Linked DNA regions of Homo sapiens: region 2 is linked to region 1. A link is a contact called in ENCODE Hi-C or POLR2A ChIA-PET data. All regions are on one chromosome and are shown on one strand. The core of a region is the stretch at or near the end of the contact, and the rest is flanking DNA. Distances in the headings are between cores, read along the strand shown. Region 1 overlaps EHF (ETS homologous factor). Region 2 overlaps LOC102723568 (a long non-coding RNA gene).

Region 1 (4,351 bases), core at 878-3,377:
AAGTGATGCCTCTATTTTCTCACTCCACCCTGTTTGGGATGAAGACATGAAGGCAGCAGACAGAGGCGATATTTGCCAAAAAACTAGTGGCCTCCAGATGTGCCCGATGTGATGGGAAGGACCAAAGGCCATCTGAAAGCCAGCCAACTTACTGTGCTTTTTGGTGTGGCACTTGGCAGGGGGGTCTTGCTCCTTTTTCATATCAGGTGACTCTGCTAAGGAGAAAAATGAGAGGCGTTTAATTGACCTATTTCCTATAATTCTCTTTTTTATTCATGCATCCACTCATTTAAACAATATTTACTGAGCACCTACTGCATGCCTGGCACCTTTGAGTATGTGCTAGTGAACCAAACAAAACAGAGATGATAAATGCTATGGAGAAAAATGATGCAGGTTAAGAAATGGAGATAGATGTATGGACTTGGGAATAATTTGCAATTTGATACAAGGTGGTCATAGGAGACCTCTCTGATTCCACGACCTAAAGGATATGAGGGAAAAGGTCATGCAGAGAGCTTGTGCAACAGCCTTCCATGTGTAACATAGAAGTGCAAAGGCCCTGAGGTTGATGTGTGTTTGGTATATGCATGCTGTAAGAGGCAGAGAGGGAGGAGCTGAGGTTCTGATCATTAATCCCTTATGGGACTTTTAAGGACATGACTCTGAGAAAGATGGAAGCCATTGAAAGATTTAGATCATTGAAAAATTTGTGGTTTTTTTTTTTTAGCATAATAGAAAAATGTAAACATTTATAACAAAGGAAGATGACTTTTAAGCCAGAGGAGTGCCCTTTTTTGGCATGCAAAGTTACATTTTAATCAGCCTGACAAAGGCGCCATTGAGTGGCCCAAGCTCAATACAGAGGGCCACAGTGGACTATGGAAACACAGATTAGTTTAACAAATGACTCATTATGGCAACCTCTGCGACTATTACCAAAGAGGAGATGATGGAGGCGGACCTGGGAAATAAAAATTCTTCTCAGAAAGAAAACTAAATGATCTAGCCGTGTGTGTGTGAGTGTGAGTGTGTGTGTGTATATGTGTGTGTGTGTGTGTGTGTGTGTATTGGGAGGACCAAAGTAGATCTTACAAAGACTCTCACACTCAAAAATCAGCCAATTTTAATACAAAGTAGTCCCTAAATACAAGCCAATTATTTTAAGAAATTGGGCCAGTAAAACTGATCTCTTTCATGTGCCCTTCCTAAACTAGGGTCCACTGACCCAGTGTGGCCTTCAAGGGCCCCTGGACTGACTGAAACCATATATGAAGGGAGAGGGTTCACAGCATCCATTCAATTATCAGGAGAAGCCTATTATTCAAAAAAGCTATGAACTGCCAGCCATTAGCTCCTAATTAAATTGGTTAAGAAAAAAAAGCTACTGTTTATTGAGCACTTACTATGTACCAGGCACTGTACTAAGCACTTTAAATGAATCACTTTATTTAATTCACACAATAACTCTATGACACAGGTACTAATATGATCCACAGTTTTCAGCTGTGGAGGATCTGAGAAACAGAGGGGTCAAATGACTTGACTAGAGTCACACAGCTGGAATGTGGAGCCAGGATATGAACACAAACAGTTTGAATCCAGAAGCTTTACTCATAACCATGATTCTATGTCATTTCCAGAAATGGTGGCCGGCACATAATCTCCCTTTGCACATAACAGATTTCACACAAGCCTTTCTTGCCAAGAATCAGGTTCACTTCTGTAATGCTCTTGTTAGTAGAAAAGATAATTTCAATCTGACAATTCTATATTTCCCAACGTTCATGGGCCCTTTCAACCATCTTATCACCCAGCTAATCAAGACTCAGTGTTCCCAGCAATTTCTCGAAACGTCATGGCAGGATGGAGAGAGGGATTTAATAAGACCTCAGTAAACAAGAAACCTCTCATCCTGGTTAAGAATTTCTCTCCTGGCATTGTCACTAGCAGGGCCTGCACCTGACTTGGGTTTCTCTGAAATCCGAGAGGACAAATTCACAGGAAATGCAAGGAGACTTCACTCTCCCTCCCTGTAGGTTGCAGGGTGAGGTTGCAACATCCCATCAGGATGTGACAATATTGCGACAGGTCTGGCATCCACCCCGGTTTCCAAGTGATACATCACTCTGACAGGGCCACGTTGTACTGCAGACAAAGAGTGGCATTTACCCAGCAGGCCACAAGCAAAGCTCATTTTCAAATGACATCCAGGAGGGATGCAGGGCCATTATTTCAGAGCCAGGAGTTGAATTCAGAAAAATACAAGAGTCTCTCAGTATATTGGCCTCAATTATTGTTTGTGGGTTCCTAGTTGATCTAGAATCAGTTACTTCAGAGTTCAGGTGCCTTTGTGAATAAGACGAAAACCTTGGACCCTCTCCTCAGAAAAAAATGCACATATATGTACACATGAAATTTTGTCAACAATTTCAGGGGGCTGTGGCCCATGCAGCAGTCCATGGACTCTAAAACCTCTACACTAGATAAACCATGAGGAAATATTCTTTGAGTTGTCAGCCGTTTACCCAAGCTAGGCTCCACCCAGCTAGGAACGTTCTTTTTTTAATCCCCAAATAAAAATCTTTCCATCATCATAAAGGGGAATAAGCAGTCAAAGGCAAAAGAAGAACCTAATTTCTTCCAGACCTCTCTGCCTGTTGCAGTGTGCAGGGGTAAGCCGTGGAATCACTGGCCTGCTTTACCACTGATATCTTTTGATCTTTAACCTCTCTTTAATATGTGTCCTTCTTCTGCCCTAGGATAAAAGTCAAGACCTTTGAAGTTAGCCATGTGGTTAAGTGATTCATTCTTATAAAATAATGGCTTGCCCTGGAGAAGTTGTCCAGCCTGGCTTTCTCTTGCTTGGCTCCCAGGCACTCCAGGCCAAGGTCCTATCCAGTCCAGGCAGGGGCAGCAACAAGCCACAGGTTTGTGATGCAAGTGAGAGAGCGTGACTTCAGCTAAGCTGCTTCGCAAGAAGCAAAGATTAGAAGCATTTGCATATGATTCAGCTGTGAGCCATTTCTTTACGGGATATACAAATTTCAGTGTTCTAATAGACCGTGCCACCCTAGCTTTAGGCTCAACAAGTCAGTGGATAAACACATCAAGCCCGAGCTGGCATGACAGGCTGGAGGACTGTCGAGCAGAACAGGACACCGGCAGCGGGCATTTTATGAAATGGGCAGATGACAGAGAAATCAAAACAAAGCCTATTTCCCCACCTGCGTTTATCACAGAGGGCATCAGTTTACGCTGGGCCTCGCCTTAGCTCAGCTGGTAACTAGCATTAAAACATAGAAAGATATTTCACTGCATTCAATTACATGGGAGCTCGAAAAATAAAGACTCAGGCAAATGACCAAGGTTTTTCCGGGGTTCTGCTTCCATGCAGTAGAGACTATAAACTATTCTGAAAGAAACTGACCCATATAAGGCTGTAATTAACTATCCTACTGAAGGGCTATTACCCCAATGAATACACCAACCCCAGAGACTGCATTGATTCTTTAGGGCCTGGGTGATTGATCTCATTTTCCAGCCTGGGTTACAATCACAGGATAGAAATGGGGAGCTGCAGCAAACAAGGATCAGAAGGGTAAGGAGAGAAGATTCCTGAGCCCATCTTAAGAAGGACTATTGAAAAATACAATCGGTGGACTCAGGAGAGAGCGAGTTCCTTGCTACTGCAAATGCAAAAGCAGAAACTGGCCTCTAAGGCCCCTATTGATTTTGAGATTCTAGAAGGTGTAAGTCAAGATGTAGAAAAGAGGATGGCCCAGCTGTCAGGGCAGCAGAGCTGTAACTATGATGTTTTTGTTTCCCGGGTGCCTCAAGACCTACTAGCCCCTGAGGCTCAGGAAGTGGTTGGTTCAGCTTTATTCTTAGTTGGAATTTTTTGCCGTAAGTCAAAGACCCAAGTGGAAGGATGGAAGGATGGAAGGATGGAAGGATGGAAGGATGGAAGGATGGAAGGATGTGGGAGATGACACTGTAGGAAGTCGCAGAGGAACTCAGAGTGTGACTTGGGAGGTTTCCTCAGCCCTGAACCCCATGGTCTTGACTGAGTGGCAATGATTGCCACAGAAATTTTACCCCGGTTGGCTCAGTTCCCCCAGAATAGCAAATACACAGCCAAGCCTTGCCAGTGTTTGATCTATTCCCTAATTTTAACAAATACCTCAAGTGACACATAATGCTAAGGACCACTGGGGGAAGGAGAAGTCGAGAGCTATGCTGGCCTCAGCTCTTAATCTCAATTCCAGAAGCATTTACATTGGCTCCCAGCCCCATCTCATTTAAGGGGCTTGACCCAAACAAAACCTCAAACCAAAACCTTTCATTATTT
Region 2 (4,351 bases), core at 598-3,097, 200 kb before region 1:
AACAGCCAGGAGGCAATTGTGCAGCAACTTATCTTCTTTCCTGCCTACCTTCTTTTCGAGATTGTGAATGTCTTGAAAGAACAGGCCAAGTATTTTGCTTTACTCAACTTCATATTCTAAGCACCCAACACATGGTAGTTTCATTGAATGAATGAATAAATAAATAAATGATTTTCCATCCAAGTATCTCACTTTAGTTGAAATATAGCATAAATACATATAATAGATTCAAGAAAGGCCTCAAAATAAAAATATACGAATGTAAGTTGTCCATAACACAAGTAAATGTGAAGTCTCTCTACATTTGGTTGCTAAAGAAATAGTCAAGGAGCCCAGTGGATTAGAATAAAGAAAAGGGAATTTCCTTTAAAAGTTTAAAGCAGAGAAAGAACATGAACTGTATAGACAATTACAGAGAGTATCCCAGGGAAGGGAAATGACCCTTACCCAGAGCACTTGAGGGTCCCTAAGTCCTAGGCAGCTCCTCCCATATCTTATGAAACATATTCAGATGTACACACATCCAATATAATTTGGGGGCAAAAAAATGTAGTTTTTTTCTAATTTGGTTTTCAAATTATTTTTGTATTAGTAATTCCTTTGATTCAAAATTGGTTATGATTTCTTAGCAATCATTGGGTACCTGTAAGACGATTCAAGTGAGAAAAACTAATCCACAAATGCTTGCACCTATAATGAGATGTTTATGAATACTTAATTTAATAATTGATGAAATTAGCCTATGTCATAATTTGCAGCTATGTCACTACACATTTAAAAATTTTGGTATCACATTGTTCAATGGAATCAAAATATTTCTTCTTTATTTTTCTCCTCCAGATCTCAAGTATTTTAACCATCTCTTGAAATGTTCTTGGGCCTCAGCCTAGGCACTATGCCTATAGAAACTAATGGATAAAGCAACCCTGCTTCTTTAAAGGCCTGGAGGCAAGTGCAATCACGTTTAATGCTGAATATGGCAAACTTATTTTCCCTGTTGAAGCCAAGTATCTGTGTGGAGGATTAGTTGGATGCATGCTTCCAAAAGAAACCAGCTGTTCTTGTAAGTAAAGGCCTGCTGAAAGAAGAAACCAACCTATTTAGCTTGGAGAATATGGGGGCACAGATTGCCTTTTCCCATCACCTGCCAGGAACACCATGCACTTATTTCATCTCAATGCAAGATACAAGATCTAGGATCCAAAACACTATTTTCTATCACAAAGCCAGTTCTCACACCTTTTTCAGATCAAATGTTCCAGCCTCTTCAGAAAAGCTTAGAAAATAGTCTTTCTTTCACTCCCCACCAGTCTTCATTGTGACATATGTTGCATATCATAACCCTTGGTACTGGATGAAAGCTCCCAATCTGAATCAAGAACAGGTAAAGGTAAACAAAAAATTGAGGCTAAAAGAATCACTTAACCTGAACCACATGGTAGGAAAAGCATGCTAGAATGGAATATCCAACCGGCTATGGACATTGTTTTTGGCAGACAAATGAATGGCCCCATTATAAAGGCATCAGGGTTGGTGTATTGTCCAACTCTAGGGGGCAACATTGAATTGTATCCTATCGTTATGGTGCTCCCTGGAGTTCTGTAAACACATAGGTCTGAGAGTGATTATCACATGCCTATCTTATCCAGGGAAATAAGGAGCAAAATGGCCCAGAAGAAGAGAAAGAACATTCTACCAAGTCACACGTAACCTACCAACAGTCCACAACTGCAATTGATTTCATGCCCAACTCTTGCTACACCTAAGATTTGCATAACTTAGTACTGGGGAGGTTTTGGGGGAAACCAGAATTCCACCTCTGAAGCCAAGCCAAATCTTCAGTGACTGGAGACTGGGAAAGCTGCCTTTTTCAAATTTAGTTTGTCTTTCCCAATAGCACTTAAAGGACAAACGTGTTCTGTTCTGCATCTTTGGAACTCACTATTCATGGTTAAGTCATTGCCTTTGAGACTTTATAAGGGCTATTGGCAGTTTAGCTTTACAGTAAATGTAGTGTAATTTACACAATAAAATGCAGTCACTTGTTTAATTACTTACCTCACCTATTGGGACTTTTTCTCATCTCTCAGGTCACAGTTTTTACTTAGGGCCATAACAATGGGGTTGACATTGGTATGAAACACTTTTGAACCCCCCAGAATGAAGACTTCTTAACTGCACCTGAAGAGTGACTCGCCAAAAACAATGAAAGGTGTTTCACAATCTGAGTGGGTGAACTTCATCTAACTGATATGTAAATAAAGGAGTGGCGGGTTAACAGCTCAATACGCAGAAGCGGCCTCTCAAGAAAGCTTGGCTACTAGAAATGAAGGGCAACTTCACTCAAATCCTGTGACACTGTGGAATTTAGGCACAGCAAGATGCTTGGGCCTGGACCAATGGAAGGACAAAAGGTTCCTTTCTCTCTCTGCAGTTCATCCATGTCCAAAGAGAGAGAACACCAGGAGGTGGGACTTCTGAGTTGATTCTAAATCTTCCTGTGTAATTCAAGGCGTGTGTGTGTATCTGTGTGTGTGTTTTCTGTTTAAAACCACCAGAGAAATATAGATAGTCCCTGAGAAGAAAAGATTAATATGGCACCTTGGCCTTGCCCTTCTGGCTCACATGAGGGGGATAGCCCAGTAGACCAGCTTGGCCCAAGGGAGCAGAACCGCCCCAGATCCAACCACACAAAGAAAACAGAGACCTTGAAAGAGGAAAAATAATATTTGTGGCTATTAATGAAATCACAATCACAATAATAATTCTAATGTCAGTAGCTAGCACTTGCCCACACTTAAACATGGAAACTCAGATTCTGGCAAATTCTGCCCACTTTCCAAGGCTTTCTGGGAGTCCCAGGTGATGTTTTATAGGCATTTGCACACAGCCCTGTTGTTTTGCACTCCAGCCTCTGTGTTGAAGTCTGATACCTGAGAGTCCCTCTATGTCCTTCATAATAATTCTGGTATCAGCCAGAGCTGTGTCTCTTGGTAGTCTCAGAGCCAGTAACTCAAAAGGAGCCAAACTGACATTTATCTTCCTACCTGGGCATCAAAGCATTCCAGATCTCATGGGGTCTGCTGTGAAAACAGCTGCTTCTGCATCTCTTTCTCTCTGGGAGGGTTTAGACAGGAGTCAAGGAGCCAGACTCATCCATTTGGGAATTGATATCTGCGACAGATGATTCTTTTCTTTTCACCTCATCCCTTTCCTTACCATTTACTCTCCCTCCACCCATTCTGTTTCACTATATCAGGTAAACCCCAATAATCTACACTTTAATGAGCCCCCTTCCTGGGGGGAGCACAGATACCACCTCTGAGAAGCAAAGATGTATTCATTAAAGGCTGTATGGCCTCGTGGCTGAAGCTGTGAAGTCAGACCTGGATCTCAATACAGGCTCTACTCCTTCATACTATCTCCTTGAGCAAGTGACATAATCTCTTTGTAGCCTGGTCTCCTTGATTACCAAATGAAGACAGTAACAGACTTAGCTCATAGGATTGTGGTTAGAATTCTACAAGATCATTCATTGATTACTTCCTTGTATAAATACCTTATTGAGGATCTGTAATGTTCCAAGTACTATTCTAGGTGTTAGGGATACAACATAGAACAAAACATACAAAATATCTGTCTTCATGGAGCTTAAGTTTCAGTTAGGGAGATAGACAATAAGCAGGAATACAATAGAATAAAATGTTGGGCGGTGATACAGTCTATAAAGCATAAATCTGATTAGGGATGGAGAGGGATGGCAGGGAAAGTATTTGAGAAAAGATAGTAAGATAGTTAGGAAAGCCCTCTTTGACAAGGTGGCATATGAGCAAAGATCTGAATGAAAAATAATTCAGCACTTTGGGAGGCCGAGGCGGGTGGATCATGAGGTCAGGAGTTCAAGACCAGCCTGACCAACATGGTGAAACCCGTCTCTACTGAAAATACAAAAATTAGCCAGGCGTGGTGGTGTGCGCCTGTAATCCCAGCTACTCATGAGGCTAAGCCAGGAGAATCGCTTGAACCCAGGAGTCAGAGGTTGCAGTGAGCCGAGATCACGCCATTGCACTCCAGCCTGGGTGACAAAGCGAGACTCCATCTCAAAAAAAAAAAAAGAAAAGGAAAGAAAAAGAAAAATACTTAGCGTATTTCAGGCATAGAATGTTTAATAAATGGGACAATATTACTTTCCAGGTTCTCATCTTCAAGATGCTCATAGCCTATGTACCTGGAAATGTGGCAGTTGCTTGACTTTATTTTAAAAAATACATCCCTAGGTCAGGTACCGTGGCTCATGCTTGTAATTCCAACAGTTTGGGAGGCTGAAGTGGGAGGATCACTTGAGGCCAGG

Evidence for each region. Hi-C counts contacts between places; a loop is a spot of excess contacts on that map. ChIA-PET counts read pairs that join two places held with the same protein, here RNA polymerase II (POLR2A). Pooled maps may share reads with other maps.
Region 2: POLR2A ChIA-PET joins it to region 1 with 15 read pairs in MCF 10A. The contact joins two enhancer-like sites. A Hi-C loop is called at or near these places in 2 of 168 maps with a recorded cell type or tissue (aorta and psoas muscle) and 4 of 50 pooled maps. POLR2A ChIA-PET finds 5 or more read pairs at or near these places in 1 of 52 experiments (MCF 10A).

What each region holds. Positions count from the first base shown.
Region 1 is chr11:34,652,772-34,657,122 of GRCh38, reverse strand. It overlaps EHF (ETS homologous factor), which reads right to left. Exons shown (of 9, transcript NM_012153.6): 7 at 153-215. Among named protein-coding and RNA genes, the nearest start is that of EHF, 34 kb to the right of the region's middle. Within about 2 kb of position 2,127, at least 21 of the 41 ENCODE cell types and tissues checked have a DNase peak (open chromatin) inside an H3K27ac peak, as active enhancers do.
Region 2 is chr11:34,853,132-34,857,482 of GRCh38, reverse strand. All of the region lies in intron 6 of LOC102723568 (a long non-coding RNA gene), which reads right to left. It overlaps LOC105376624 (a long non-coding RNA gene), which reads left to right. Exons shown (of 2, transcript XR_931185.2): 2 at 841-2,062. Among named protein-coding and RNA genes, the nearest start is that of APIP, 61 kb to the left of the region's middle. Within about 2 kb of position 1,847, at least 5 of the 41 ENCODE cell types and tissues checked have a DNase peak (open chromatin) inside an H3K27ac peak, as active enhancers do.